Regions from separate parts of the Mus musculus genome. Here regions 1 and 2 are each linked to region 3. A link is a loop called in an ENCODE intact Hi-C map of the cell type or tissue named here. Cell type or tissue: gastrocnemius. All regions are shown on one strand. Links, peaks and the distances in the headings refer to the core of each region. The heading gives the core; the rest is flanking DNA.

What was found. Hi-C counts contacts between places; a loop is a spot of excess contacts. Peaks named below come from ENCODE experiments on the same cell type or tissue, not always from the same donor. Only the 100,000 strongest peaks of a DNase experiment are listed, where the experiment ranks them.
Region 1: a loop joins it to region 3, with 10 times the contacts of the local background. A loop is called at or near these places in 31 of 42 quality-filtered maps.
Region 2: it touches region 3 in a loop (8-fold over the local background); 15 of 42 quality-filtered maps call a loop at or near these places.

The regions. Positions count from the first base shown.
Region 1 is chr6:136,551,656-136,559,841 of GRCm38, reverse strand. It overlaps Atf7ip (activating transcription factor 7 interacting protein), which reads right to left. Exons shown (of 15, transcript NM_019426.2): 2 at 1-78. The coding sequence starts at 71. It overlaps LOC108169175 (a long non-coding RNA gene), which reads right to left and starts at 5,751. Exons shown (of 2, transcript XR_001785397.1): 1 at 5,337-5,751; 2 at 4,297-4,424. In gastrocnemius, for the core only: CTCF peaks have their summits at 3,994 (motif pointing right) and 5,750; DNase peaks (open chromatin) are centred at 4,001 and 4,837; H3K4me3 peaks cover 785 bases; H3K27ac peaks cover 1,666 bases.
Region 2 is chr6:136,527,766-136,535,951 of GRCm38, reverse strand. The region is part of intron 1 of Atf7ip (activating transcription factor 7 interacting protein); the gene reads right to left. Among named protein-coding and RNA genes, the nearest start is that of Atf7ip, 13 kb to the right of the region's middle. In gastrocnemius, for the core only: no CTCF peak of the experiment used is centred there; DNase peaks (open chromatin) are centred at 3,042, 3,309 and 3,902; H3K4me3 peaks cover 1,761 bases; H3K27ac peaks cover 2,994 bases.
Region 3 is chr6:136,463,776-136,471,961 of GRCm38, reverse strand. It overlaps Gm36897 (predicted gene, 36897), which reads right to left. Exons shown (of 2, transcript NR_168025.1): 1 at 7,979-8,186; 2 at 554-1,204. Among named protein-coding and RNA genes, the nearest start is that of Gm36897, 4.2 kb to the right of the region's middle. In gastrocnemius, for the core only: CTCF peaks have their summits at 4,456 (motif pointing left) and 5,953 (motif pointing left); DNase peaks (open chromatin) are centred at 3,405, 4,457, 5,337, 5,916 and 1 more place; H3K4me3 peaks cover 894 bases; H3K27ac peaks cover 4,000 bases.

The sequences.
Region 1 (8,186 bases), core at 1,757-5,756, 89 kb before region 3:
TGGCGATCGCTCGCTCTCATTGTTTTCCGAGCCTTGAAGACTTTTTTCTGAGGTTCTTCTACACTATCCATTCTGAATCTTTAAATAAAAAGAAAAGGATTTTAATAAACTGAGATAAGAGTCATTTAACTACAGGCTTAATGAAAATTAAAAAGGGTAAAATTTAGATCATATAAATTTAAAACACTGACAAAACCTTAATAATTACTCGGTCGGAGTTCTCATATTTACTACTCACATACTACAGAAGTGACAAACAACACACACCAGAACATCAATGGAAGCAAATGAAGAGTTAAAAAGGAGCCGCTTCAGGGGCGTGAAAAGTCCAGGAAAACAATAGGTGCTAGAGACCAAACCGAGTCACTGTCTAAAGAGCAGCACTTAACCAATCACTGGACCGGCTCTCCAGCTCCCTTTGCAGGTTTGGAGAAGGCAAGAAATAAATGCTTTAGAGTACAGGATTGAAATAATGAAAATGTTCTAACATTCACTGTGGTGATAGCTACAAACTATTGAATATGTTCTTCCTTTTGGTCAATCTTGCTCGAGTCCCATCACGTCTGTTTGTCAAAGAATGTACTCTTCTCACTGCTCAAGCTCCTGCTGTGCATCTGCCAGCAGTTGCTGCTTTCTCCCCTAATATCAAGGCTTTGACTTTTTGAATGAGGTTAATTTGCATCTGGTAAGTTACTTTTTCAGATAATGTGATAAAATACTCTTGACCAAAAACAGCTTGGGGAGAGCAATTTGTTTTGAAACACAGTTCAATACGGCCCATTATGTTGGGGAGGTTGAATGAGCAGGGGTTGAAGTGGCTGGTCACATGCCTCTCTCTCTCTCTCTCTCTCTCTCTCTCTCTCTCTCTCACACACACACACACACACACACACAAACACACACACACACACAGACACAGACACAGTCAGAGCCATGACAAACTCCCGCACACTCTTACTTTTTCCCACATCCAGCCCAGGGAACAGGGCCATTCACAGTGGGTGGGTCTTTTACATAATTAACCTAATCAAGATAAACCCATCCATAGGCAAATCCCAGAGGCCCACCCACCTCTCAAGAAGTCTAGATCTTGTCACCTGACAACTGAGACTAAGCACTGCACTTCGTCCTTCCCCTGTGGTTCAAGCTTAGTCCTCGGTTCTCCGTTAAATTTCACCTTTCCTAATATATACACACAAATGAATCTAATGTTTGCCAAGGTGCTTATGTTTATTGTATGTGCATGTAACCAAATAGCTATGTCGAGTCCATGCATGCGAAGAGGTGAGGAAACGGTGGTGAATCCTATAGAACTAGTATTACAGACAGTTCTGAGCCACCATGTGGGTGGGAACCAAACCCCGGCTTCTCTGTGAGAGCAGCCAATATTCTTTCTTAACTGCCAAGCTACATTTCCAGCTCACAGCTTGTCTTCTGCTAAAGCATTTTCAAATTTCCATAGTTTTCTCTTCTTCTATCTATAAATGACTAAGCAGAATATTTCTTCAAGAGATAATACTAATCACTAGGTAAAGATCATTATCAAAAATTCACATCCAAAACCCAACCAATGATCATTATCAAAAATTCCTATCCAAAAGCCAAGCAAGGCTGATCATTAACAAGTCTTGAAGCATCCTGGTCTATACAGGGCCACAAAAGAGCCTGATTGACAATTTTTCCTTAAAATGAGTGAGAATATGGTACTGTAGTCTTACTGCTTAAATTGTAGATGAGAAGAGGATAAATAGGATGGGCCTTAGTACAAACTGATTAATGTCTCTGAGACTTCAGCATGCACAGAGTAAAACCATGTGAAACAAGAGCTATACCATCACAGGCCAAACAACTCGAAGCAGCTCGGAGATGTGTCTGGACAAATCCTTCCTCAGAGCCATCCAAGGAACTATGCCTTGACTACAGCATCACTTTCAACTTCTAGTCTGTAAAATTAAAACAATATGCCCGTGCCTGTGCTCGTGTGTATGTGTGTGTGTGCGTGTGCGTGTGATTTACCACATAAACACAATAGCAAGAGTAAGCGAGGACCCACCTGAACAGACAGAATATCCATTAGATCATATTCAGTACTACCTTATAATTAAAACTAAGACTCTAAAAAAGCAAGAGTGCTAAAGGTTTTCAAGAGGAAGATGCTACATTTAATTGTGAAATGATATTAAAATAACAAGAGAAACAAAGGCAGCCCATATCACCAATTTTATGTTATCAAAAGGCTAGTACAAAAGAGCAAGTAAGAAGACAGAGCTAAGACTACCTGCTCACTGCAGAGCAGTTCTGCCTGGCATGCGTAAGGAAGGTCCTGGGTATGGGCCCAGAACCACCAAAGCAAGAGATTAACTATAGGCAGACAAAAGCATATGTAAATGTGCATGTGTATGCACATAGATGCTCTCTCCCCCACCCCTTTCTCTCTTTTATTGATACACTTAGTTCCTGGTATCACCCAATCAAGAGTGAGGCTTTACTTTTAAATTCCACAAAACAATCTACTCTACACTGTATCGTTTAGCACCCTTACTAATATAACTTACCTGCAATAAATAAGCACCCTAAGTTGTTAATAGTGAATGTTGTTCAATAAATACAAAGCTTGACCTATTTGTCAGAGACCAGTACAGCTCTAAAGACACGGTACATTGTCAACGAATGTCCCGATTATGTTACACTTTGCACTCACCTTCTGAATTTAAGTCAATAATTTAAACAGTTCTTAGTGTCTTCTTTTTATTTAAAGTACAGTTCTTAGAAAAATGATCTTTCAACTCTATTTACAGAAACCTTGAAACAAACCCCCACTGGTCCTGTTTAAGCCTAGGATTTACACTCGGCGAGCATCTTTTCTCCTCCACCTGCAAGTCCTGTTACCTGGACATTTTTCTGCATAAACTGTGGGCAGGAGATAAAACCCAGGGGCTTCCAATGCATGCTGTGAACTATAGCCAGGCAGCACAAGCTTAGCACTCATGAGTCTGACTATAATAAACATATTAAATGTAGTGTGACTGCCATTTAAATATGTTCAAATACTGAAGTACTATTCCTTTAAACTTTGAAATATCCATTTTCAGATATTCTATGCCTAAACAAGAGTTATAATTATTTACATTAAAATTAAACATTTTTAAAACATAAGCCAGTGTAGTGGTGCATGCCGTTAATTCCAAAGCTTAGGTGTGGAGGAGAGAGGCATCATCTCTGAGTTCGAGGTCAGCGTGGTCCACAGACTGAGTTCCAGAACTATACAGAGAAACCCTGTCTCAAAACAACAAAAACAAACAAATGAACAAAAACAAAAAAACCATACTTAACTTTTCACAATGCAAATAATCAATGAACTTGGCTGGGAGTTGTAAGTTTGAGTCCCACATCTCCGGGATGAGGCTGCTTGCCTAGCATTTCAAGTTTTTAAAGTGTTTAAAAGAAACTGTATCTTAAAGTATCTTAAGAGGAACTGCATATACCAACACCAGCTTTGCTGAGAATTATCTGAGATGTGACTAATTGATGATTAATTAATTAATATTAAGGATTGAAGCCAAGCAAAGTGGAGTACACTGGTAATCCTGGCACTTGGGAGGCTGAGGCAGGAGGATCATTACAAGTCTGAGCCAGCCTAAGTTATCGTCAGTTCCTGTCCAAACTGTGCTACAGTGTGAGACTGCAACCACAAACAGGTCATCTAGAATGATTCTATGTTTAGCCTCTATGTACATTCCGTGGAGTTTTTAAGTATAACTTTCAGACTCTGAGACAAATTTTCTCTTAAATAACATATTGTGTGTGTTTGTGTGAGAGATATTTGAAAATATAGTAAGCCAGTGTAAACAAACACTATTACTAAATTCTCTCTACCAAATAACACTTAATACAAATAAATATAACCCAAGTCAAGTTGGTTTTTTGCAACAAAGCCACTGAATTCACTAATCACCTAAAGTCCTGCCTGAGACCTTCCATACTTTCCATCCCCACCAGGGGGCACACTACAGCCATTCAGCAGATTCTCGTGGGTTCTATGTATAACTAAACAGACAAAGCAATAAGGAAGTAGCATGAACAAGTTCAAATTAGTTCAGGCGTATCTGTGCAAACCAATCAGCAGTCTGCTTTGAGAAATCTATTTTGCATAAGCAAAGCTCATTAGGAAAAATTTACATTAGGGAAGGGCGTGTACCCTGCAAACAAGTCTCCAAGGCGGCATTAGCAGAAGGTAAGCAATCCTACAGCTCACTTTAGCATCGCCCTCTGGACTTCAGATACCATCCACATCCACCTACATTATTCTGGAGAATCTCTGCTCCTCGGTACAGCAGCAACATGGGTCAAAGCGCTTCCACAGGACCGCACCTCAGTTTACAGGAAAGGCATTTCTATTTTACAGCAGAACATGTCTGCCGTACCTAGAAGTACATCACATGACGTGATGAATTAAATTTCTCCTGAAAGTACTTTTTTAATCTAAAAGGAGTTTAAAAACGAAGTATTTAAGTCCTTACTTTACATATTCAGATCCAAGAACTTGGTGAAATATTATCAACATTTTTCTATAGAAATTTATACATTAATAACCAGAGAAAAGTGTGTTACCTGAGATGTCTCTATGCCTTGTAATTTTTTTCAATTTTTTGATAAATTCTTTTTAAGGGAAGAGCAGTGAGCCTCTTCTTCAAAGGAGAACTTTTCCTGAGCCCCCTCCCCGCACCCACTTCTTTCATTTTCTAGCAAGAGATCACAGACAGCCATGAAACAAAGGGAAACTGTTTTGTCTTAGCTTATAATCTCCCTGCTCAAAAAACTCAAGAATTTAAGTGGCTGTTCAAGAGCTACATAGAAACTCAGCCAATCAGTAGCCAGCATTCTATTTCCTGCCCAGCAACAGGAGACAGACAATAAGGTCAGAGAAACCTAGTTGACAAAGCCCAGAGCTGAAATGGTGCAATGTGGTTCTTTGTCTGAAACAAATAACCTAGAACACAGATCCCTGTCTTAAATCCATGATATGGTTTACATATACAGCACACATAGACAAGTGGCTAAGATTTACAGATCTTTTATGCTACTTTATCTGGATTTAATCAATGTTCATAAATGTTTCTAAAATATAACTTATCTGAGGAATCAGCTAAACAGGGACAATACATAAAAATACCACTCCTACATAATGAGTTAGAACCTATAAAATTCAAAGTATATTTTCTTTTACAAGGTTAATAGCTCTTCTATTTGTTTATATATATACATATATATATATATATCCCACCAAAATATTAAGTCCCAATAATTAAGATGATCTCTCAAACCATTTCACCTACCGTTACTAATACAGATTTCCAAACGGAAAATTCAACAGGCTTCTGGACCATGGGTAGGATGACAAAGCGCTGTGTTGTCTACTGCATGGACCTGACTCAGCTTAATCACAGAACAAAATCAAAATGTCCGGTTTTGGTTGCTCTAAGTGGTAACAATGTATTTACTACAACAAGCACAATTAATTGCCTTTCACAGTTGATTTTTAAAAAGACAACACAAGCTCTGCTTTTGAAGCAATAAAAGGTATGGATTGTAAGTTAATTTTACAGGGTTTTTTTTAATACTACAAAAAAAAATCTATGATCAGAATTTATTTGCCCCAAATTCACTATCTTTATTAGCTTTTCCTAGTCAACACGTTTTTAAACTCATCATTTTCCCCCTTCATTACAGGTGAACCTTGCAATTTTTCAAACATACCCAAGAGGGAGCTTGCTGCAGCCATAATTTTAGTTTATATAATCGCCCCATAAGGGAAATAAATCAACAGCTGCTTCAGCGCGTCCTTCAGTCCTGCGAGGGAACTGAAATTCACTCTCTGATTGGCTCAAAGCCTTAGCTGCCTAAAGCCAATCAGAGAAAAGTATCACAAACCTTACCCAGCAACAAAGGAAGCAGATGAGGGCAAGTGCTCTAAGAACTACAGGCACGGTGGAAGTCAAAGGAAACAATGAAAATGGAAACCTCTTATACATCACCACAACTCAAATGCTTTGTGTCGATAAAAGCCATCTACAGTGCTGTTGATTTTTGAGAAGTCTCTCCCCCATTTTATTGTTTATATTTAAACTAGGGTCTGTAGTTTCTAAAAATAGCCCAAATAAATACCAAGATCATTGATTCAAAACACACACACACAACCACCAAGCTAATTTAAGTTAGTAGCTTTAATAAAGAATACATAAAAATACAACTCACAAAAAATTTTGAACAAAAGCAAAATCATGTTAAGTAAATGCAGCCCAGATCTTTCTTTGACAAACACTTCAGTTATGTCCACGCTGGGAGAAACATCACCAATACTTTTCTGACTAATCAGATGCTGAAAATCCCAGGTTTTGAGAATTTGTTTCTGTTTTCATTTATGTAAATGTCTGTCACATGTGTGCGTGTGCCATCAGCAGCCAGAGAGGGCATCAGATGCCTTGGATCCTGAGTTAAGGCTGCTGGGAACTGAACTCAGTGTTCTTAACCACTGAGCCATCTCTCTAGGCCGGGAAAATGTTTTATTCAAATTCTTTCCTTAGATGGCTTAACAAAATCAAATCAACAAACGTGACTACTAATAATCAACCCCTAAACATCATTTTACTCATTACCCACGATTTCTATTGCTAAGAATCTGTTTGTCGTCATGCTGACCTGGCCTGACCTTCATCATCATGATCTTCATGACTTGAATTTGGAAGAATGGAAAAGAAGACTCCCACAAACTGTCCTCTGACTCCCAAGACACACATGAACACACAATCACACACCAAATAAATAAATGGATGGATGGATAGGTAGGTGGATGGAGGGTGGGTGGATGGATGGGTGGGTGGATAAGTAATATAAACTAAAAACAAACAAACCCTCATTTCTCAGTTGATAGCTCTAAGGTTTGCATTGCTTGGGAATTGGCAGTATTTATTCATGAAGGGCCATAAGAAATAATCAGTTACACAATAAATACTAACAACCTTTCTCACTGTTTACTATCCATTAGTCTGATAATAATTCATTACTTTGGCCTTATCCAGGTTAATATGTATTAAATCAAAACTTTAAAAAAAATGTACCTCAAAAACCAAGATGCCTTGTTTTGTTTAAAGTGCATTCTTTTTCTGTGACTTTACTCTGACCTCTTTCATTCGGTCATATTTTTAACATTAAAAATAAAACAAAACAAAATGGCCTACCACCAGGGCTGGAGAGATGGCTAAGTGCTTAAGAAGAACACTGGTTGCTCTTCAGGAGGACCAGGTTCAATTCCCAGCACCCAGCACTGAGATGGCTCAAAATTTGGCTTCCCTGGGCCCCAAGCATACATGGGATGCACAGTGTGTGTGTGTGTGTGTGTGTGTGTGTGTGTGTGTGTGTGTGTGTGTGTGTGTGTGTGTGTGTGTGTGTGTGTTGTATGTATATGCCGGCAAAATCATATATACACAATAAATTTAGAAGAAAAAAAAATTCCAAGAAACTGAGTGTTGTTCATACTTTATTTTAGGAAGTTCAATTTTCCAGGTGCTTAAGTATTTGGTGTGATTTCTGCTTTTAATAAAGGTAGTACATGTAAATACTACTAACATTTGTCTCTGCATACCCAAAAAAGCCTCTTACTCTTCTTCCTTATTCTAAATAGGACAAGATTCAATAACATGTTTATCTCAAAAGACAATAGGACTGTTCATTAAACACACTATAAAATATCAAAGCTTGCAGCGCCGAGAATCTAACAGTCTTCTTACTCATGGAAAATTCCATTAACTATCTTTTCCCAGGACAACCAGAAAATCTGAAATGAAACAAATGTCTTCTGAGTCTAATCGAAGCCTAACATGTAACCAAACCTGGCAGGGTGCAGGAGATGCATTATCGCACGTCCTGGACTGGTGGCTTTACAATATTTTACCAGTATTCTTATCAATTCTTCACCAGTATTGCTACCATTTCCTATTTCTGCCACCATTTTAAGGCATCATTTAAAAATAAACATTATTTGGTTTTAATACCTACATGTACATTAACAAAGCACTTTAGCATATCTCGTTATATCTCCAGTATAAGATTTTTAGTACAGGCATATTTTAGGAAGGCAAAACTTTCATATCAGAAAACATCTTAAATATACCAATGCCATGATATGC
Region 2 (8,186 bases), core at 1,757-5,756, 65 kb before region 3:
ATCAGCTCAGACAGGAGATTTGTATTTAACTGCATTCTTCATCAATGAACTTTCCCCATCCCAACATTTCCTTTTGAGACGCTAATTTTTAAAAATAGCTTATGAGATAAGGTAAACAACAGGAAAGGAGAAAAAGAAGAACTGATAATATATGGCTTCAAGAATTCAGTTCCCAGAATATGGACCATGGCTTCAATTATCCAGCATAACATCTAACCTGTAATTCACAGAAATTTTGAAAATTTTTCCACCAAATGAAAAATAACCTGAGGTCTACTTTATGCTTATAAGCTGTAAAAATGGGAAACGGCAATGAAAAATTTAGCAATAATATTCTAAGGTAGCCAGAATAACTGATAGATAATCTTATAAAGTATGAGAGTAAATTACATACTGAGCAACAGAAGGCAGAAAAAGTGACTGCCAGCGTAAACTACTCGGGCACTTCAACCTTAGCAGTAGTTTTCTACCATATTAAAAACCAAATGGCTGTCTTATGGCATTTTATTCAAATACACATATTTTAAATAGTACACACTCCCCTCCCCCATCCTTATCCCAAGATCCTTACTGCTCAGACGTGAAAAGGAAAGTGACAGAGATGGGAGCCAGTCCCTGCTTCTGCCACACTGAGCACACGCTTACAGAAAGCAGGGCTCACTCTCATACTTATCACCTTGTTTCTGTTTGGGGGGCAAATGCACACGAGTAGATGATTTATATAAACTATCATTAAGATTATCAATAATTCATAATTTTACTTGAGTTTAAATTACAAAAAACATTATTTTATTTAAAAATATATAAGCAAGAGTAAGTATAAATTAAAGTTCATGACAAGGCAGCAATCTTAAACTATTAAGTAGCAGCTTTAATGTTCCAGTGTAGATCTTCAAGAAAAATCAAAAAAGGAATAAAAGTAGATGCATTTCAGGAAAACTCAAAACAGAATTCCATAATGCCTTAGAGGCTGAGCTCTGCAAAAAAGTCAACCAGGTCTGGATACTAATATAAAATTCTTAAGGTCATAAGTGATCTTATTTCAAAGTTTTGTTAAACACAATACTTTATTTATTAAATACAATTATTACAAGTAAATTAAATAAATTTATACTATGAAATAAGTACAAAATAAAACTTCATGTATAGCCTTTTAATATGTTGGGAGAGTAACTTTCTTCTCTTTCTGTCCCTCCTTCCTTCTCTCTCTTCCCTTCTCCTTCCTTGTCTCCCTCCCTCCTCCTCTTGCTCTTTTTTTGAGCCACGATCTCAGTGTGGCCTGCTATTGGTTGCCCCTGGCCTGCTAAGTAGGCGAGGCTTGCCTTAGGTTCCTGACCTCCAGTCTCTGCCTCCCATCCTTGGATCACAAGCTCAAGGTTCAAAGCTACACAGGCACATGTGATTACAAATTCAATTTGCAAAAATGTAATTTGCTATTTTAGAAGTTGCTTTAGAATCAGACGTGGTGGTACTTGCCTCTAATTCTGGTAGGCTGAAGCAGGAAGATTACAAGTTCAAGGCCAGCCCAGGCCACAGAACAAATGTTCCAAGGCCAGCTTATAGTATATGAGACACTGTTTTTTAAAGATAAAAATAAAAACAGAGGGGAGAAAATAAAAATCGAAAAGCGTAAAAGATTACAAAATAAAAAATAAAAGCTCCTCTATCAAAACATACATAACTAACTGTTCTCTACTGTATCAGTCAAGAATATATTTAAACTACTCTATTAACAAAGCAACAGAAGTATATGACAGCATTCAGAAAATAATTTAGTAACTACTATAACATAAGCACTGCTTAAGATAAAACTGTTCTACCTGAATTATGTGAGTGGAATGTCATTCCTGCTTTCGGGAGTGCGCAGCAGCACACGAACCTGTGATCCAAGTACTGGTGAGGCAGAGACTAGAGGTCAGGGGCCTCACATACTTAGCAATCTAGGCACAACCAACAGCAGGCCACACTGAGATCACAACTCGAAAAAGGAGAAAAGAAGGTGGGGGGGGGGAATGAGGGAGGGAGAAAGGAAGAGAAAGAAAAAATTATTCTCCCAATTTGCTAGGAAACCATGATATTGTAGTTTAGCAAACATTTCTGTTTTACAATGCTAAACACCTTTTTCAAATTTACAATTTGAGTATTAACAATTTTAAATATGTACAATAATGCTACTTACCTAAAACAATATTTATTCTAGGTACCAGATTGCATTAGATTGACCAAAAAATGTACAGGTCTATATGTGAAACTACTCTGAAATTTAAAATCTAAATCCAAATGCCAATTCGAACAAAAAGTAACCTAAGGAAAAGTACGACACTATATAAATGTGTGTGTTTGTGTGTGTGTGCATGTGTGTGTGTGCATGTGTGTATGTGTACACATATATTTACTATAATTAGTGAGCATGTGAGACAGCACTGAAGCATATAACAAAAAAACAATATTTTTTCTATGTTTTAATGTAGCAAATTACCATTCTTTTTATAAAACTACCATAAAAATCTCATTTTAAAAGTCAGAAAATCATAATCTTTCTAAACAAGGCTAATTAATGGCTTCTTAAAAAACTCTCAATATACAGTTTGAATTTCTACAAATATCTAATGAATTAATTATCAAATACACAAGGAGCATTAAATTCGGCATGGATCAGAAAAGCACCACTGTGGTGATCCAGTGTCCTGACAATGACAACAAACTGGTGAGGAATCACAGGAGGAATTTAACCTTTGACCTCACCATCCCAACACACGGTTTCTCTAACACAAGCTTACAGGTCTTAGTAAACATGCCAACTTTTTCACATGCGAGTTCTCCTTCCTATCCAAGCTTGGTCATGTTCTAATGTTTTCTAATTGTAATGCTTAAAGATCAAAGCTTCCTGGCTCTTACCTCTGATCCTGGTGCATGTGACAAGTCTCCTCACTGGCACACTTGCTGCCTATGCAGCTTCAGGGATTGGGTTAGCAGCCATTTTGAGACAGCTGCACAGTCTCAGTTGCACAAAAGTGTAATTAAGATGGCTGCACTGTGCACTGAAGAACTCACACAGTGAAAACTCAGCCATGGAGCAAAGCAAGCCCCTCCCACTTTGTCAGGCTGCAATAAACTGAACACAGATAGCTAATGCATATACTGCAACAAACAATGCAGCCACTTAGGACACAGAAAAGAAAAAAGAAGGCAGCAAGCCAGTTTTGCAACAAAATGCCTGGGAATCCGGACTTGCAATACAGAGTCTGGGCACATTCCGATCCCAAACAACTTGAAATCCAGGCCACGTATTAGCAGTAACAGAGATAGAGCCAAATCACGCAGAGTGCACACCAGGGAATTGCCTGAAAGCAAGCCTCCATTTCAGTCCAGAAAAGAGAGGAGAAAGCCAGTCCCTCGAACCCCACTCAAGAGCCCCTTTTTCTTTCTATTTACCTTTTCTATTTTACCTTTAATGGAACACGGCCATCACAAGAAGAGTGTCAAATCTGTCTAAATCCTATATTCATTTGATCACGTTGATTTTAATTTTAAAAAGCTAATTAAATTGTTTTGACAAAATCTAAGCTTCAAAAGTACTCAATCTAGCAGAATGGTTAGACTTTACAACCACATTTTTTAGTTGGAATGATACAGTCTTAAAAACTAAGGTGGTAACAAAGCATATTTTAATAAGTTCCCATAAAATTAAATATCTCTTTGTAGTCTGAATGTCCTGAGTACACTCCCAGGATACACAGAGCTACTAGTATAAAGTCAATGGTACTAGTATAAAGTCAATGAAGACCAGAGACTCCCAGGGAAGGGGAACCGGAGGACAAAGGGTGCAACCTAGTCCGGAAGTGGGGAGGTATAATCAAGCCACATCTGAGAACACCCCAGCAAACTTGGCAGAAGAAAGGCCCCAAGGCACACAAAGGGCCTGTTCTGCTTCTCAGGCTCCAGCAGCTCTGGAGCCAGGCTCCTCCATCCTTCCGCACACGGGTTCAAGCTCAGTGTTCTTGTGTTGTGCTATCTAAATGTGGGCACTTACTACGACTGTTTAAGGCATAAGAGAGGTGACAGACAGACTGGCCGCAAGAGATGATAATTCACGTGTTTCCTTATCTCATTCTATTTCTGTATACACTTGATATATTACATATACATTTTTTTAATTACTCAGTCTTAAAAGAGACATTATTCAAGTTTCCATGAGATGAACTGGACAATGTCTGTGAAAACTGTCTTAAAAGCTATATTAGAAAACAAAATAAAATAAAATAAAAATAAAAATAAAAGTTACAAAAAAAAAATTAGTCTGGGGGGGGGGGTCAAGCCTGGGCCTTGACCATACTACATGCTTCATATCACTGAAGTATGACACCAACCCTTGTTTTGTATTTTTTTGGGACAATCTCACTAACCAAAACCCTGAATCCACAGTACATTCAAGCTGCCCTCAAACTCGCAATCCTCCTGCATCTACCCCCCGAAGGTATTTGTGATACCTTACCTGGCCAAGCCACAGGAGCCTTAGAGCATTGTGGCTGAGGATGGTTTCGTTTATTCAATAAAATCAAGATGTTAGTAAACTACGACTGTTCTGAATAGATGTGCTCACAGTATAGCTAACCTGATAAACCTTGGGTACTATCTCAATTGTTACTGAGTCTAATGGCAGGCTTTACCACCAATCTGTGATATCCATAACAGGCTCAGAGACTAAATAACAGTCAAACTTCAATAAAAGCTGAAAAATAACCTAGCTGTACACTCATCCATACAGTTTTTAGCCAACCTGTTTAGATACTGGGTTTTCTCCTTCTAATAAAAACAAGAAAAGAGAATATCAGGCTGCTGTCGTGGCTTATACCTTTTGTTCCGTGTCCCAGAAAAACAACAGTCCAACTCAACAGATAAATTCTAGTCTAGGCTCGTCTGGATTCAACAGGTTTTGTTTGGTTGAGACAGTCTCACTCTTTAGACCTAGACTAGCCTAAAACATATAGCATTCTTCATGCATCTGCCTTCCAAAGTCCTGGGTTAACAAACATGGGCTAGAACACCCACCATTCAGAACTAACACTAATGGTCCTCTCCTTAACAGCCAACCCTCTTCTCCTCACTGTGTCCATCATCCAAACCTGAGGTAACTGCTCTCAAGATCTCTAGCTCTTATCTCCACTTCATTGACCACACTTCAACACTCTCTCTTCACATACCATGTAAAATCAGAAGATCAGAAACTGCACCTTAATTTGTCTTCCATTAGAATATCATTTTTCTATTCAATAGTATAAAATTATCTCAACTCACACAGTACTTTGAGATTCTCATTATTCTGCTTCTGACATAAAAACTCAGCAAACTGTGCATTTTGTGAACCTTCACTTACAATGTCTCTTTTTTTCCTAATTTTCTCCTATAAGACTACAGTTCAGAGTTCAATGTGGTAAAGAATGTGCTTTTATACAGCACATTCCCATTTTTAGTGTTTTGAGAAGGACTGTAGTGTCTACTGTTTGCATAGAATAATTGAGTTCTAAGACAGCTATAGAAATATTGTTTCAACTTTGTATTATTACTGTTCAATTGTCATTATCATCATCGTGTATGTACACGAATGCACATATTCACATATGCATATGCCCATATGAGCACATATATGAGCACATATGCATGCCCATGGCTTTTGCATGGATATTAGAGGACTACTTCCAGGAGTTCTCTCCTTCCAAAGTAGGTTTCAGGAACAGACCTAAGGTCAGGCTTGTGTAGCACTGTTTCTTAATTAAAATATAACAGATTTCATTATGACATTTTCACATAATAACTTAATTACTTGTTTTTAAATTCTATTAATATTTCTAAGTCTAACATGGCTTAACTTAATGTCACAAGAAATCTTTTAGGAAATTTTAGATGAGATTATTTACAAAGCCACATCATTTATTTGTAAAAATAAATGACTTGGAAAGAATTTTAATTGGGTAACTGGTTCCTCGACAATCTCACATTTCATCTCACAAGGAGAAAATAGCATGCTTTGTCACAGTCTTCTCATCTCATCACGACAGTGATGCAGACATGTCCCAACTACAACCTGCAGTCAGGATGGCTCTGCTCTAAGAATCTGGTCTAATGAATTTGTAAATGATAAAGTAATATCACAATCAAGAATCTAGATAGCCCTGAAAACAAGAGTTACAAACCAATTTTTATATCCAGAACTATAATCATTTGCAAGAGGGAAGAAATTCACTTGAGTCAGCTACTATAATTTTTATTTACCACATTAGTGGAATAACGTGTATAAATTATTGAAAACTTCTTTTGAAAAGGTATAAAAGGGCTCTAACATACACACTACATCTTCATGGCTTCACTAGCTTTTCTAGGTTATAATTCAAACAATGTAATGTAATTTTATTTCTTAGGTTACTGACCAAAATCCTAAACAAACTTTAAACACAACTTTCCACTTTCTCATGCCAACCCGCTTCCTTTTCTGGAGGCCCTGTCCCTCCCTCCCTCCCTCCCTGCAGCAATTACAGAAGGCAGAGCTGGGCCCACTTACTCCCTGGGACCTGAATCAAAGGGCATGCATCTCTGTCCTTGTCCTCGACTCCCTCAAGGCAGTCTCAGTAAAAACTTCTTTGAGGATATCCAACAACCTGGGTTTAGTCCCTGGGGCCCACACAGTGACTGGCAAGAATCAAGTCCCTCAATGTCCCCCACACCCATTAAATAAAACACATGATCCACTCCATAAAATAGAATAAGCTTGTAATTAAAAAAAAGAAGAAGAAAAGAAAACTAAGATACAAACTGAAGATACCTCATTTCATCCCCTTAATCCTATAAAAATTATAAACGAGAAGTTTTGGTTTTTGGTTTTTTGGTTTTGTTTTGTTTTGTTCGGTTTTGTTGTCCACGTTAGGCAAATTCTCTACCGCTGAGCTTTATTCCTAGGCAGTCAGGAGAGGTTTTTCCAAGGCGTAATTTCTTTTCTTTAAATGAAAGTAAGATAAAACAGCTAGAAAGATCTGGAAGGCCAAAAACGTATTTCAAGAAGCACTTGGCAACAAGTTAAAAAAAAAGAATGGTAGAGGGGGCTCTACCAATGGCCAAAGCTATGAGGGGAGGTAAGAACTCTAGAAGCTCCTATCAAAAACAGATCACTAAACACTAGCTTTCCCTAAACCTAGCAAGGTCTGAAAATAAGTAAGAGGGTCACAGCAACATTGTAGTTTTGTGAGAGGGCTTGTGTACCATTTACAAGGTGCTGGATTCCAACTACAGTAACAACAGCCAAAAAAACAAGGAGGGGGAGAAGAAGGGAGAGGAGGAGGAAGGAAGAAAGAAAAAGAGGGAAGAAAAACACTGAAAACTGACAGAGTGCAGACTGAATGAGGAGATACTTAAGCCTCTTCCTCCATGAATCAGAATTTTATTCTCCATGCATAAAAATGGAAATCTTTTGTGGAGAGACAGCAGTAAAATGATTAAATGATTGCCACAAATCTGATCCTCAGTATCTACTTTGTGAGGCTGTGGGCCTGTAATCCCAGGGCTGGAAGGCAGAGACAAGAAAATCCCAGGACTTGGTAGCCTGTTAGGTGAATTGAATTGGAAAGCACCAAGTTCGATGAGAGACCCTATCTCAAAAAACAAAAAAACAAAAACAAAACAACAACAACAACAAAAACAGATAAAAAGTGATTGAAGAAGACATAGGGCACTGACCTCTGCTAACCCTAACCCTAACCCTAAGCCATCTGGCTTCCACATGCAGTATATGTTAATATGCACCCACACACATACGTGTATGCATATATACATGTGCACCAACTTACAAAAGGGAAAGCATAAGTGTATAACCAATACAAAACTCAAGACATTTTGAGTTCACCAAAAATGCCCCCCCAATCATACTAGAGAAAAGTTTAAGTCTATCTAAATTTAGATATTTCAATTGACTTCTATTACGTTACATTATGCCTTAAGCCCCCAAGAAAGAACTCAAACATGAAAAACATATTTGGCATTCCTTTAACATGAAAGACAGAAAGCAAATGCCAAAAAAATACTTAACAATACATTACATATCAGCAATACATTACACATCAAGAAGAACACTATAAAACCTATTATATGAAGGGAAAAGGTATACTTTCAAGTCCAGAACAGAATAGTATAGGCAG
Region 3 (8,186 bases), core at 2,638-6,637:
CTTCTTTTGTCAGCCTCTAAATAAGGACTATCCCAAGTGTGGACCCTTAATTTAGTCTCAACGCTTGGGGAAAGAAAGCCTTCTGAGGGCTCTAAGGCAGTGATTCCCAATTGTTCCTCTGGGGCTGGGTGGAGACAGTTCTTACTGATAAGTTACCCTTGAGCAAAGAAACCTCTTAACGACTGGGTGGAAAATATTGTTTGAAACCTTGTACGAGTTCCAGGGGGAACAACAGTTATTTTCCTTTCATGTTTTTCTGCGGCAGAAAGGTGTGTTTGAGACAGAATCCTGCTATACAACCTAGGCTGGCCGGGTACTCTTGACAATCCTCCTGATTTAGCATCTGAGTGCTGGGATTATGTGTGTGAGCTATCACCGATTTTTTAGGGCAAGTTTTTTCTTTTTTTTCTTTTTTGAGACAGGATTTCTTTGTGCCGCCCTGACTGTCTTGGAACTCACTTGGTAGTCCAGGGAGGCCTTTACACTCTGCCTGCCTCTGTCTCTCAAGTGTTGGGGCTAAAAGTGTACAATAAAGTATTAGAAGTCTCATTTCTTTTGGGAGGGACATAATTTAAATATTTATATTACTTATAAATGTAGACATTTCTGGATAATTATAGTTATGTTTTTGATTGTGAGCTTAGACCTTAACATCTCTCCCGTCCTTATATTACACTTCCATCTATCTGTCGGGTTATTGGTGTTGAGGGTGGAGGCTGTCCCCTGTGCTCGGTTTCAGGGAGGTTACACTCTGCATGGGTGGTTGACAACCTTCAGTGCACAGGAAGTAACCATTGGGTGGCCTGGACCAGCACAGGCGCCGGCTGGCTGTCTTTTTTTTCAAGGTTGTGAGGCTGAGTTTCTGAACCAGCTGCTGCGGAGGCCTGCAGGGCGGGGCGGGCGTGCCTTCTGCATTCGCATTCCTCTTCCGGCCCAGACTGCGGTTGCGGCGTGGGGGAGGGGCGGGCGTGGTGTGGGGGAGGGGCGAGCTGCAGCGTGGGGGCGGGGCGAACCTCAATCTCCAGAGAGCCGGCCTGGGCGAGTCCAGGGCCAGTCTCCAAGTGCCACCGTGTCCGGGCCGTGGACAGGACCTCTCTTCACTGTGTCTGGAGAGCCCTGTCACAAAACAGGCAAACCTGAAAGGCCTCTGGGTTTTAAAGGTTCGCTTTAGCTATCAAGCTCCTTCACGCTGTAGATCTTGCATCTGTAAAATGGGGATAAAGGAAAATTACAATAAATACGATATAAATGAAAGAGGTAGCGGAAAGGAAGGAATTTGCTGTGCTTTGTGGATGTTGTCACAAGCGCAACACAAAGACAGGGCCCAGGCAACAAATGGCAGGCTTTGTTCTGGCTTAGGGTGGAGAGCCACACTAGAATGAAGTCCTTTGTGCCTCCAGTCTGCTCTGGGGATTATATAGGGGGAGGCTCCGGGAGCTGTTTCCCTGGCTGGAGACATTGTTCTGGAAACAGGCTGGGTTGCCATGGCTACAGCTCCCCGGGCCAGGCCCTGCCCATTTCCAGGCAGCCAGGCTGTTAGCCTGTCTGGTGCCTGCTGTTACCAGGTCACTCCCGGTTTCCAGGCCTCCCCACACCCAGCACTGCACGGGAATGCTGGGAAGTTCAAGTTTCCCAGATGGCCTTTGAGTCCGAAAATAAAGCCCTGCGCTTGCCAGGCCCGAGATTTTCTTGGAACAAAAGTCAGTAGATTGAAAGCTTGCTGAAGGCAGGGACCATCTTCTCATCAGCGTCACCAGGACCGTGTCTTCCACCCAGAGTAGGTTGTCACACAGTAGGCGCTTTAGAAATGCTGGCAAGCATTTGACACCATGATGGCGGCATAGAGTCAGGTTAAAAGAACGGATTTTGGAGCCAATATCTTTCTCTGACAGGTTTTATAGATCAGTAACACTACCTGATCCTTTCGAACTTTATTTTTCTCATCTCTAAAATGGGAACAGCAATGCCGTTCGCTCTCAGGGATGTACAGTGGCTAGGCTCATGTAAGATATGAAATGCATGGTACTGTGTGGGGCTTCTAATGATTTCTCCTGCTAATCTCTTTTGTGGGTTACTACATCGTCACATAAAAGTGCTGCTCTCCGTAAAGTCAGCCACCTCTTTGCCAAGCAACAACCATACAAACAAATAGGGTCCATACCGGCGCACTTGATACTGCCATTTCTATGTAAGGACTTAGTCAATACTTGTGCAATAAGCAACAGATAGAGAATGCCTGCCAGTAACAAGCGTCCCCTGCTTCAAAGGTCACACATAAATAATGCAAAGTAGGCTGGGTTCCAACCGTCTCTCCAGATGTCTAAGAGTAACAGAAGGAATGGCATGTCGACATTTCAGCCCTGGGTCTCCCAGTCTTCTCCCTCAACGTCTCAACACCCACAGACACACCAAAGGAACTCCCCTCCCCCATTCCCAGAGCAGACTGGCTTCTAAGACTCCAGGTGCTCCCTTGCTGACCCTGAAAGATTCCAACCATTTGGGGACATTCAAGAGGAGAGGTTCCACACTCCTCCTCCTCCTTTCCAAACGAGACTGACCTGGGCTTTGTCTAGGTTCTAGAACTCCTCAAAGTCCTGGGAGATTTTTAAGGTGGAGGGGTGGTAGCTGTCTGGGAATCCTCTGACCCCTGTGTGGCCTTAGGAAGTGCACACTGGACGACATCCGGTTCAACTGGGTGGCAGCTGCTCCTGGAGTCGCTCACCCTGGGGGCTGCTGGACAACCAGCTGGGGGAGGGGAGCCGGTCAAAGACTTAACCATCATTCCAGTGTCGTCTGAGATTGCTGTTGCTTTGAGTTGAGGTGTGTACAGCATGTGTGTATTTGGGGACACAGAAGGAGAGCACTTTGGCCCAACTGGGCACATGCATTGTCAACGCCTGGGGCAGAAGATGTTGTCATCCAATTGTTAGCCGGGTGTACCATAGGCATGGGGGGGTTGTGTGTTTTGTGCTTTGCAAAGATATGCAAACATAGGTGTTGGAAAATGGTGTGAACTGCATGCAGGGTGTGAAGTGCTCCTCTCAGTGTTTCAGACCCTCCTACCTCCCTCCCCGCCCCCACTCTCCAGCACAGGCAATAAACCAGGCCGCAAAGTCCTCCCCTCCCCCCAAGGCCTTGGCCAGCTCTCTGAAAACTGATATCCTGGGGCCCTTTTTCCCTCACCAGCTACAGTCAGAAGCAGCAGGAGGGAAAATGTGGACCGGATCTCAACAGAGAGTCCCGACTCTGAACTTTCTCTGCGATGATATGCAACCGATCCGGCACCAGGCCTGGTATTTCATCTGACTTTGCCACCCCAGGAACTGGGTTTAGGTTCCAGCAAGTCCCCGTCCAGTTCAGGTCTGTCTGTAAAATCCATGCTAGATTTTCCATTTCACCCTAGTGAAGTCTCAGCCTGTGGCTGTTGTTCTCAATCCAGCTCAGAAACTGGCTCAAACCGCCCTGAACTGGATTTGGTGGCTGTTGAGACACAGTTTCTGCCTCTTTGTTAGGGCGGAACCGCCCCATTCTCTACACCTCCCGCCCTCCCTCAATCCAGTGTCCTACAACAATCTCCCACCCACCCCACCCCCATTCCCTTTTTCTTAAAAAACAAAACAAACAACCCCCCCAAAACAAAACAAAACAAAAAAACTATGAAGTAGATTAAATTAAATTCTTTTTTTTTTAATGGATCTAGGTTGTAAGCCTTTTGGCTTTATGATATTAGTTATTTCTGAGTTGTTATCTTATCAGTTAACATGGTGCGCTTCAAATGATGCTCAGACAGGCCCAGAAACAACTACATTTCTCATCACTGACTTAAGGTTTTGGGTAGAGTTCATTGCTCATTTCCATTTCATTAACTGTAAGGTAAAAGAATTTGATAATTTTTATTACCATTCAGAGCTGGGGAACAGTATCTGTGCTCACTGCCTTCCGCAACTGTAGACGTGCCAGAGGAAGAACTGAAGGACGCAGATGGGTTTGTTTTTCCAGTTGTAACTTTACCCCTGGATCAGATGGTGTGAACTGTAAGATACAGGAGGCTGACTGGGGGTTGCCGGGTGAGGGAAGAGCAGGATTCTTCCCAGAATGTGGGTAGGGGCAAAGTGGGGATGTGACAGATTCAGGTCAAAACACTGCTGAGAGATTTGTGAATTTTAGCTATATCACACGCAGGCGTTTCTTATGTCTGGGATTAGACAGGCATGTAGCATGATGCTGAAGTGAAATTCCCCCAGGTTTGTCCACTTGAAAATGCCCAGTAGTCGTATGTTTATGCTATTATCTCAATAAAAAGATCGTCTCGATTTCTCTCATTCTTTTTTCTTTGACAAGAATTTCTTATTTCGAGTTTTTTTGAGAACTCCGGAAGAGACACTAGAAAAAGCAACCATGATCTGGGTGTGGCTCCATGTTGTGTCTGACGGCTCCCTCGTCGCCCTCTGCTGGCCAGTTCAGGTAGTGTGTGAAGCTGTCAGAAAGCTGCTGAGCAGTTTCTTGTCCAAACCCAAAATGCCTGGCCGCCTAGCTGAGGATGCTTCATTCTGCCTGTTTCATATGCATCTCTTCTTATTCCTATGCATGGCATTTGAAATGCTTCTATAATAGTTCATGGGATTAACTATAAATTAATTAGTTAAAGTTTAGCCCTAAATCCGGAGTCAAGGGCTGGGAACAGCCTTTTTTCTCCTGTGTTAAGAACCAGAGTCGCGAAGGTGGTGAGTGGCAGCAACCCTCAGGAGGTGGGTGTGTTGATCAGGAGTTCAAGGTTATGTAAGCAGTTTGAGGCCGGTCTGAGGTACATGAAACCCTGCATTTTGCAAAACAAAACCCAAAGTTGTTTATTTAAGTAATTTCAGTGGAGCATAAAGTTCTGGGAAAAGGCCAATTGTAGCAGGCAACCTAGAGAAGCTATTTATTTATAAGAAAGGGAAGGTTGACACTTGCTCCCTTCCTGCTCCCTTCCTCTCTCTCTGCCGGATAGAGTCTGCTGTAGGTACCTTTGGTTTCCCGGAATCCTGAAAATGGGTATGAGATAAATGTGAATGCATCCATTGAATTTGGTCCTCTGAGATTCAGGAGTGCTAAGTAATTATTGTAGGAAGGCACAAAATATCTATATAGAACTTTCCAGAATGTGAAACCTTAGAGGGGATTCTAGAAAGGTAGAAATTAAGGTATGGCCTCTGGCCTTCTGATGGTCCAGTGGGCTCTTTAGGCCACCCTCATTATCTGCTCTATAAGCTGGCGATCCACAGGCGCCCTGGCATCTCATCCTCTCTGGTTTCAGGCCTTTCCTCCCTGGGCCTGGCGGAACACTTGGCCTCCTTCCTCCTCCCAGTCTACTTGGTTACAGTACACTGCAGTGGTGTGCACGCGTGCGCCCTCACATGGTGTGCTTGTTCTATAGGTTCCCTGTCTCCTCCTTTAAGCTTTATATTCCCCTTAAGCCATGTCCTTCTGATCAAAATTGAACAACTGGCTTGTGACACCGTACCTGCTAAAAAGCAAGGAATAAATATGTGTTGAACAGATGGATCAAATTCAAATACATTCTCTTGGCCCAGGCCTATCACTTCCTGGAGTCTTCTTTTCCTATCACGTGGCTTTTTGGACACTTGACCTTCTATGCCTTTTCTGTCCTGGGCTCTGGGGTGTCTTTCCTGGGGTGAGAGCTTTCAGCTGACTCCTCGCAGTTGAGCTCCTGACGTCCTGATAAACAAGCCTGTAGCCCCGGCAGTCTGTGTTTTCTCCTCAGTGGTACTTGATTCATCCTGAGGTGGAACTGGATTCCAGGGGTGTTGTCTGAGCATGAGATTGCTTGCCTGCGTGGTGCTCCCACCCCCACCTCCAACAATACTTCCTTTGTTCCGGGGGAGAAACGCCTTACCATTCCATCTTCTAAAAGAACTCCCTCTGCTGGCCACAGGCGGCCTTGGCTGTGCTACATTTAAAAGCCCCAGAACTTCAAGTGGCAGTTTGCATGGTCCTGAGCCTGTGTCCCAGGTGTCACTTCTTCTCTGGTTGTCAGCCACGCCCAGGAGTAATTTATTGAAGCTATAATTTCTTTCTCTCTCCTCTTCTATTTTTATTTCTTCCTGTTTGAGGCATGCTCTTTAGCCCAGATTGGCCTCCTGCCTCCGACTTCTGAGTCCTAGACTTATATTCATGGGCCGCCATCCCCAGATTATTTGGTGTTGAGGATTGACTTCTGGGCTTTGTGGATGCTATGTAAATACCCTACCAACCGAGTTACAGCCCCACCCTGGCTTTCTTGGATTCATTCTATAGTTCTAAAAGCTCTAGAGAAGACTTTGGAGATGTGTCTCTGTTCTGTATTCTCTGAGCTGCTGTTTGAATTTAAGATTTTTAAGTGTGTGTGCGTGCGCACGCACACGTGCGAGTAGATGCCAGAGGAGGGTTCCAGGGCATCTTTTTCCTTTTCAGTCCTATTCCTTTGAGGCGGGGTCTCTCTCCGAACCAGGCAGGACCTTTTGTTATCTCAGCTAGGCTGGGAAGTGAACAAATCCCAGCAATCCTCCTGTCTCCACCCTCTCAATGGTGCAGCTTCAGATTTGGGCAGGTTCTCTGCTGGTTTGTTAGATGGGTGATGGGATTTGAAATCTGGTCCTCAAGGTTTTGAATGTGCTCTTATCAGCCGAGCCATCTCTCCGGCCCTGGTTGTTTGTATTTTGACTCAGGGTGTTGCTATGCGATCACGGTTGCCTGGTACTAGCCTGGTAATTGGGTAACCCACAGTGGCCTCAAACTCGTGATCTTTCGAGGACTGAGATTACAGGCATGAGTGAACACTCCCGGCTCACCAAGTGGCTTTGCTTAACGAATGGTTGTATAACTGAATTTTCTCAACTGCCTGTAACTTGTGGCTTTCACTTCATTTTAATAATAAATTCAATTTTGAGACATGGATTACTCTATAGACTAGGCTGGTCTGATGCTCTTTGTGTTGAACTCTAAGCAATCCTCCAGCTTCAGTTTTTGGAATGTTGACATTGCAGGCTGGTAGTTCTGTACCCTTAGGAGATGATAAAGGCTGGAGGTGAAGCCTAATTAGAGAAGTAACTGCTGAGCCTGGTCTCAGGGGCTGTCAGCCCTCTTTCTCTTAGACAGGGTCTCTCTCTCTGTGACCCTGGCTGTCCTGAGACTCTCTAAGTAGACCAGACTGGCCTTGAATTCACAGCGATCTGCCTCTATCTCTCAAATGCTGGAATTAAAGATGCGCCCCTGAAAACCTGTCCTCTTGTGACCCTTGCTGCTGCAATGGTCAACAAAAACTAAGAAATTTCCTTCTCCCCCATCCTCCCTTAGAGACCTTTGACTCAGCACAAACAGCTGACCACGGACTGAACCCCAGACTAAATAAAGCCTGCAGCACACAGAGCCAAGTTAAATTTCTATTCCTCCTGTGGATGGCTTGCTTGGCATTTGTCACACAGACCAAAGCCACCTCATCCAGCTCTGCTCAGCGGTGTGTGTGAAAGCAACCACTGCATGCAGAAGCAAGTTTCAGCCTCACGGCTGCTTGTACAGGCAAAGCAGCGGCCTGACAACTGGAGACTCAGAAAGGTTAGGTAATTTGCCTAATGTCACACAGCTGTAGATGGCAGGACATTGACAAAAGCAGGATGTTGTTTGAGTCGCTGTTAAGCTGGCGCGTGCTCCGTGCTCTCAGATGGCATTCTTTTGCTTTCCTCCCTTGCTTTCCTCAGGAAACCTTAATATAAAACCGTGGAAACTGGGCGCCAGCCCAGCCCCCAGCTTCTTCAGAAGAGGAAATGCAAGTCCACGGGCGAGGAACCAGGCCTGGGTTAGTGGCATCTGCCTGTAGCGCCGGTGATCGGGAGGCAGAGGCAGCAGGACCACTGGGAGTTCCGGGCTAGCCTTAGCTATACCGTTTTTTTTTTTGTTTGTTTGTTTGTTTGACATTTTGCACCACGCATCAGAGCCTTACCTGGAATGAGCTTCTTTCTCCACTCTGCACAGTGAAGAAGGAACCCGAGGGGATGGATGTCCTGCCAGAGTGACAAGAGGCTGCAATGTGGCCCCGCGGTTCTCTCCGTCTTCTTCCTGGTGGCTGTGGAGGTGGTCCTGTTTCTTCTTTCTCCGCTGCAACTGTTGTTTCATGTAGCCCAGGCTGGCCTAAAGCGCCCTTGCTAGTG